2 separate regions of the Homo sapiens genome follow, and region 1 is linked to region 2. Evidence: chromatin loops called from intact Hi-C (ENCODE). Cell type or tissue: MCF 10A. All regions are shown on one strand.

What was found. Hi-C counts contacts between places; a loop is a spot of excess contacts. Peaks named below come from ENCODE experiments on the same cell type or tissue, not always from the same donor. Only the 100,000 strongest peaks of a DNase experiment are listed, where the experiment ranks them.
Region 1: a loop joins it to region 2, with 19 times the contacts of the local background. A loop is called at or near these places in 26 of 110 quality-filtered maps.

The regions. Positions count from the first base shown.
Region 1 is chr5:98,767,022-98,769,521 of GRCh38, forward strand. It overlaps a transcript of RGMB not described here. Among named protein-coding and RNA genes, the nearest start is that of RGMB-AS1, 4.8 kb to the right of the region's middle. RefSeq lists enhancers at 146-887, 888-1,628. In MCF 10A, CTCF peaks have their summits at 1,281, 1,482, 2,195 (motif pointing right) and 2,395 (motif pointing right); a DNase peak (open chromatin) is centred at 1,280.
Region 2 is chr5:99,031,164-99,033,663 of GRCh38, forward strand. No RefSeq gene overlaps it. Among named protein-coding and RNA genes, the nearest start is that of CHD1, 100 kb to the left of the region's middle. RefSeq lists an enhancer at 2,261-2,320. In MCF 10A, a CTCF peak has its summit at 1,513 (motif pointing left); a DNase peak (open chromatin) is centred at 1,498.

The sequences.
Region 1 (2,500 bases), 260 kb before region 2:
TGCTATGTTCCCCAGGTTCATCTCTAACTCCTGGACTCAAGTGATCCTCCAGCCTTGGCCTCCCAAAGCACTGGGATTACAGGTGTGAGCCATCATACTGAGCCTAAAATATAACTTAAAAAAAAATGAAAGCAACAGAATTAGACAAGCTCAGAATATTTTGCCACCACTATTGTTTAAGGAAACTTTTTTTCCCAAAAAAGTATCCCAAAGGGATACTTAAGAATCCTCTTTAATAGATAACTTTTAACAGTGTGCATTGTATGAAAGCCAAGCCATTCTAAAATTCTGTTGTTGAAATTGAAGCAAGAGATTTGTAATTTAAAAGTTAGTGCTTCATTATGAGATTTTACCCTTTTTTGCCTTAGTTGCATAGAAAGTTCTCAGAAAACAGACAAGCTTACCCAGAGGGAGAACTAATGTTCAAGTTTCCAAAGTGGGTGGTGAATTGAAAATCATGAAAAATATTATGAAACTAAAGAAAAATTAAACGTATGATCTGATGAATGTATTTATGTGATGATTGACAAGTTAGCCTCTAGGTTCCACTGAGCAATATTTATGGGAAAGGAGTGGAGGAGACAGGGAATTCTGGCAGCTTGTGCCTGCTATTTATGTACCGTTCAGCTTAGCAGGAGAGGGACGAAGAACTGGGGCTGCATTAAAAAACATCCTCTGGGCTGGCTCACTGGGCTTGCTTTGAACTCTTGTTCATCATTATTTTATGCTGCAGCTTGTCTTTGTGTTGGTGGAAGGGAAAAGAAAAACACAAGAGACTAGCCTTTAGTTTCTAAATCAAAGCTGTGCTTTGCTGACTGCTGGAGTGGCTTTTCAAAAGCAAAACAAGTGGGGACATTAAAATTCCTTGCTTTTGTAAACCAGGAGCTGAGTTGGGGTTTTTTTTTTCTTCTTTTTAAATTCTCAGATGCAAAAGGGTATGTTTCAATGTGTCTTACATTTACCTTGAAACAATCTCAGTATGTTTTTTTCCATTTGACTGGCACTTGGAGAAGATAAAGCAAGGTGAAAAAAATACTAAGGAGGAACCTGCAGAGGTTTGGAGGAAGGGCGTTCATTGTCATCGAATTTAAGAAAGAGAAGGATATGTAAATTTTACTAATTAATGCCTCTTACACATCCTTTCTTGATAGTGACCCCAAGGTCCAAAGACGTTAAATCAGTTGCCTAAAGCCCAGACCCAGAAAGTCAGGACTAGACCTTCCTCTGTGGATTCCCACTCGTCCTCTTTACACTGCCCTATGCTGCCTCTAGCGTTAGCCGGAGAAACTGTAAGGAGGGGTTAGGGGAGGAGAAGGCAAAGAAAAGCTGGAGAGGGTCGTAGATTCTTGCCTAAGGAGGCAAGAAGTGACCTCCCTGAGTCAGGATACTTGAGCATTTGACTTGACTAAGAGAAGTAGCCCGCTAGTTCCAGGCGTTGAACGCGCCAATTAGCTGCCGCTGAGTATCTGGGATGTTTTTTGTTTGTTTGTTTTTCTACTTTGGAAGATCAATGTAAGGTAGAAAGTTAATCCCTTTCTTCTTGCCCTCCACGCCTTCCACGCTGATCGAAGCGACCGTCCTCCCTCGAACATTTCGTGGGCTCATTCTTTGTAACACACTTGCTCTGGGCCTTAGGTGTCTCTTTAAACCCTCTCTCCCCTCTTTATTTCCAAATCTTTATCTTTGGCTTTCTTAAGCTGTAAAGGCACACTGGCACCTTAGGTGGTCAGGTAAGATCGCTGGATTCCTTATTTCGGCGAAAGTCCAGCGGACCATTCCCGCCACTGTACCCATTTTAGAAACACTTGGAAGACCCTTAAGGATCATTTACGGAGAGAAAGGTGTGCATTCTGCGGCTGCCGGCGGGCAGCTAGAGAACGTGGCGGGGGGCAGCGCATCTGGCGCCTTGGCCGGGGCGCGGAGTGGGAACAGCCCGCACGCGTCCGCTGCCGCCCTGCCTGGCGACGAGTGGCACAATCGCCCACCAGGAATCGGCTGGTGCCGCGGGTGGGCGAAGGCAGCGCCGCCGGCCCGGAGGGCGGCGCGGAGGGTGGCGCTGGCGGCGTGAAAGGCGTCTTTGTGCAAGATTGAGTGTGGTGGGGGGAAGGCGAAGAGAGAACTGATCCAGGACCTGGACGCGGGGGTCTGCGGCGCCCCTACGCCCCCACGCCCCCAGCCGTCCGCAGTGCCGGAATGAGCCGGATAGCGCCGGCAGGGGGCAGTGTGGCGATATAGGGGTTGCCGGGGGGAGAGGAGGGTCTCTGTTCACCTCTATTTGAGGCTGACTGGGGAGAAAGCTGCCTGGAGGAAGCTGCTGGGGTGCGGGGGGCTGAGGGATTTGGCTCCCCGCCCTCTCCCCTAGATGGCGGAGAAATCGGGCTAGCTGGAAGGGCGCAGCTCCTCTCCCAGAGCTCATTCTGGAGTCGGAGAACTGGGAGAGCGGCCCCCGAGGCGGAGCCTCCCTCCCGCCCCGAGTCGCGCTGCCCCCCACCTGGGGGAG
Region 2 (2,500 bases):
CTCTCTGATAGTAGAAAATTTGACTCTGTGTATGTATGTTTCCTAGAAGAAAGCAGAACCATGAGTAAACACCCAGTGAATAATTTGGGATGCTGATGAAATCAAGGAAGACTGGAAAAGCAACTTGTTGGGTGTGCTGTGGAGAGATTTCCTATAGTGGGCAGAAGGTTAGATAAAAGATTCTCTGAGGTGTCTTCTATCTCTGGGAATTTATGCTAGAAATGTCAACTTAATTAAGTTGCAGTGCCTGTCAACAATCCAAGGGCAAAAGTTTGCTCCAGATCTATAATCTAGCCTCATCATCTTAGGGGGAATGTGACCAAATATAGTATAACACTATCAGTATGAAAAGAATGAAATCCACACAGCCTGCATAATTATAGGTGCAGAGAAGAAGAAATTGATGACACAATATTAAGGTTTATTTTTGCCACCTAAAAACATGTCAACATCCTATTATCTTATTATCTCAGATTTTTATTCAATTCTATGACAGCTAAAAGTAACCATTATATCTGTCAATTAAAAGAAGAGAAACTGCTTATTGAAATTTTATAATTTGATCTATGACATGGAGTTGAACTGGAAGCACCTGCCAGTCTTCCTGATGTTCCAGATAGTATTTTGCTGCAAATTAATTAATCTAACTACATCTTGATTTTCTCACACTGCATTAGAAAGTATGTGCTCTTGGTCATAAACCGTGATGAAACTATAAGAACCATGTAATGAAACCTTATGGTTTGAGTTGTCTGGCTTGTCATAGAGATGAATATAGTGTAATTAAGCCACACTCTCTCCTTGCAGTAATGAAGGCACTGTTTGGGGGACTATGCCAGGGATAGGAGAATAAGTTGTCTATGGCACTCGAACGGTCTACACTATCCAAGTAAGGTAACCAGCTAAGGCACTTTCAAAGTAAAACCAAACAGAAAGTCACGGCAGATAATGCCACTTTCATCACTGGTAATTACTGGCCTTAGAGTTGTAATGAATGGCTGCTACAGAATAAAAGGTAGGTGGCAATTTATGCAACAGATCATTGTTCATCATCAGCAGTATGGGTGGCACTAAGCAACAGGCAGAATTATTTTTAAACCCGCGAGGTAAAGTAGATTAAAGGTATTATTAATAGGCTAGGCCTAAAGGAACAGTGTCTTAATTATGGACTCTTTTTCCTATCCTTTCTTAAAGATATTATATTTCTACAACTGATGAAGGACTAGATTAGGCTTAGGCTAGCAGTAGAGGGAACACTCATTGCTGCATTAAGATCAAAGAACCTTCCGAAATTTTGGTTGCTCCAAGTACCAGAATCAGCTGTCATTCTGTTGGAAGCAATAGGGAAAGGGTAGCTCACAACATTTTTTTAAAAAAGTATTTCTCAATCAGTCCACCATTTACTGGACTAGGCTACAGTGAACTGCATAATTTTATGGAATCTCGTTTTTCAGGGTATCTTGTTAACCAATGGGCTGACATTCTCTTTGCAGGAGCTCCACCAAGTGGTCATCCAGCTTGTGGGCGAAAGTCAGAAAAACAAATTAGGAATCCTAAGAAAGACTGACTGATAGCCGAGTAGAGCAGTCTGAAGGTAGATAAACGTGAACCCTCCATCCATAGGGAGATTCAGATACAGGCTTCATGTTTAGACAAGACATCTGCTTTTCCTCACCATTTGTTTTTGGTAACTTTCTGGTCCTTATATGAACTATGCCTGCCCTTTGACCTCATGACCCCATATGCTTTGAGCCCTCCATTTTCTCCTAATCAATTAGTCTCCTTCTGTCTTCCCATTTTCCCTGTTCAGCTCCACACACTGGTGTCCACTACTTAAATTATGCTTTCAATATTACTTTCAACTCTTAATCCAGCCATCCTGTTTCTCTGACTCTGGAACTGAGCAGCTGAGAGTTCTTGGAGAAAAATCACACAGCCATACCAATTGATGTCACTGTATGTTGTTGCTTTCTGACCAAGGCTGAGTCCTCAGTTATGGTGAAGGTGCTTCTGATCAACTGACAGTGGGTATTCCAAACATTTACTTCCCTTACTGTCAAAACCACCAACTCTTCTTACACTCAGCAAATGATGATTCTGTCCTTTTCATTGTGAAAAGGCAAGGGCAGAAAGTGAAAACGGCACCTTCCTCTCCCTCTTACTTATTCGCTTATTTATTGGCATTTTTACTTCTCCTTCCTGTTGGAAAAGGTGCCCATCTAACTCGAGGCTCATTTCTCAACCTGTAGATTGGATTCCATCCTCTTCTGTGTACTCAATGACTTTATTATATCAATCATCGCCCTCTTTCCTGTTTTACTTCAGAAAATAAACAGAACAGTGGTTTGTCTTATTGAAAATGAAAGCAAAAGTAAAATTACCTTGGCAGTTTTGGGTCTCTAATTATAAGCCAAAGAAACAAATTGAGAACAACTTATGGAAAAAATGATATTCATTGGAAATATACTGGTATAATGCAGAACAGAAGAAAATACTAAAC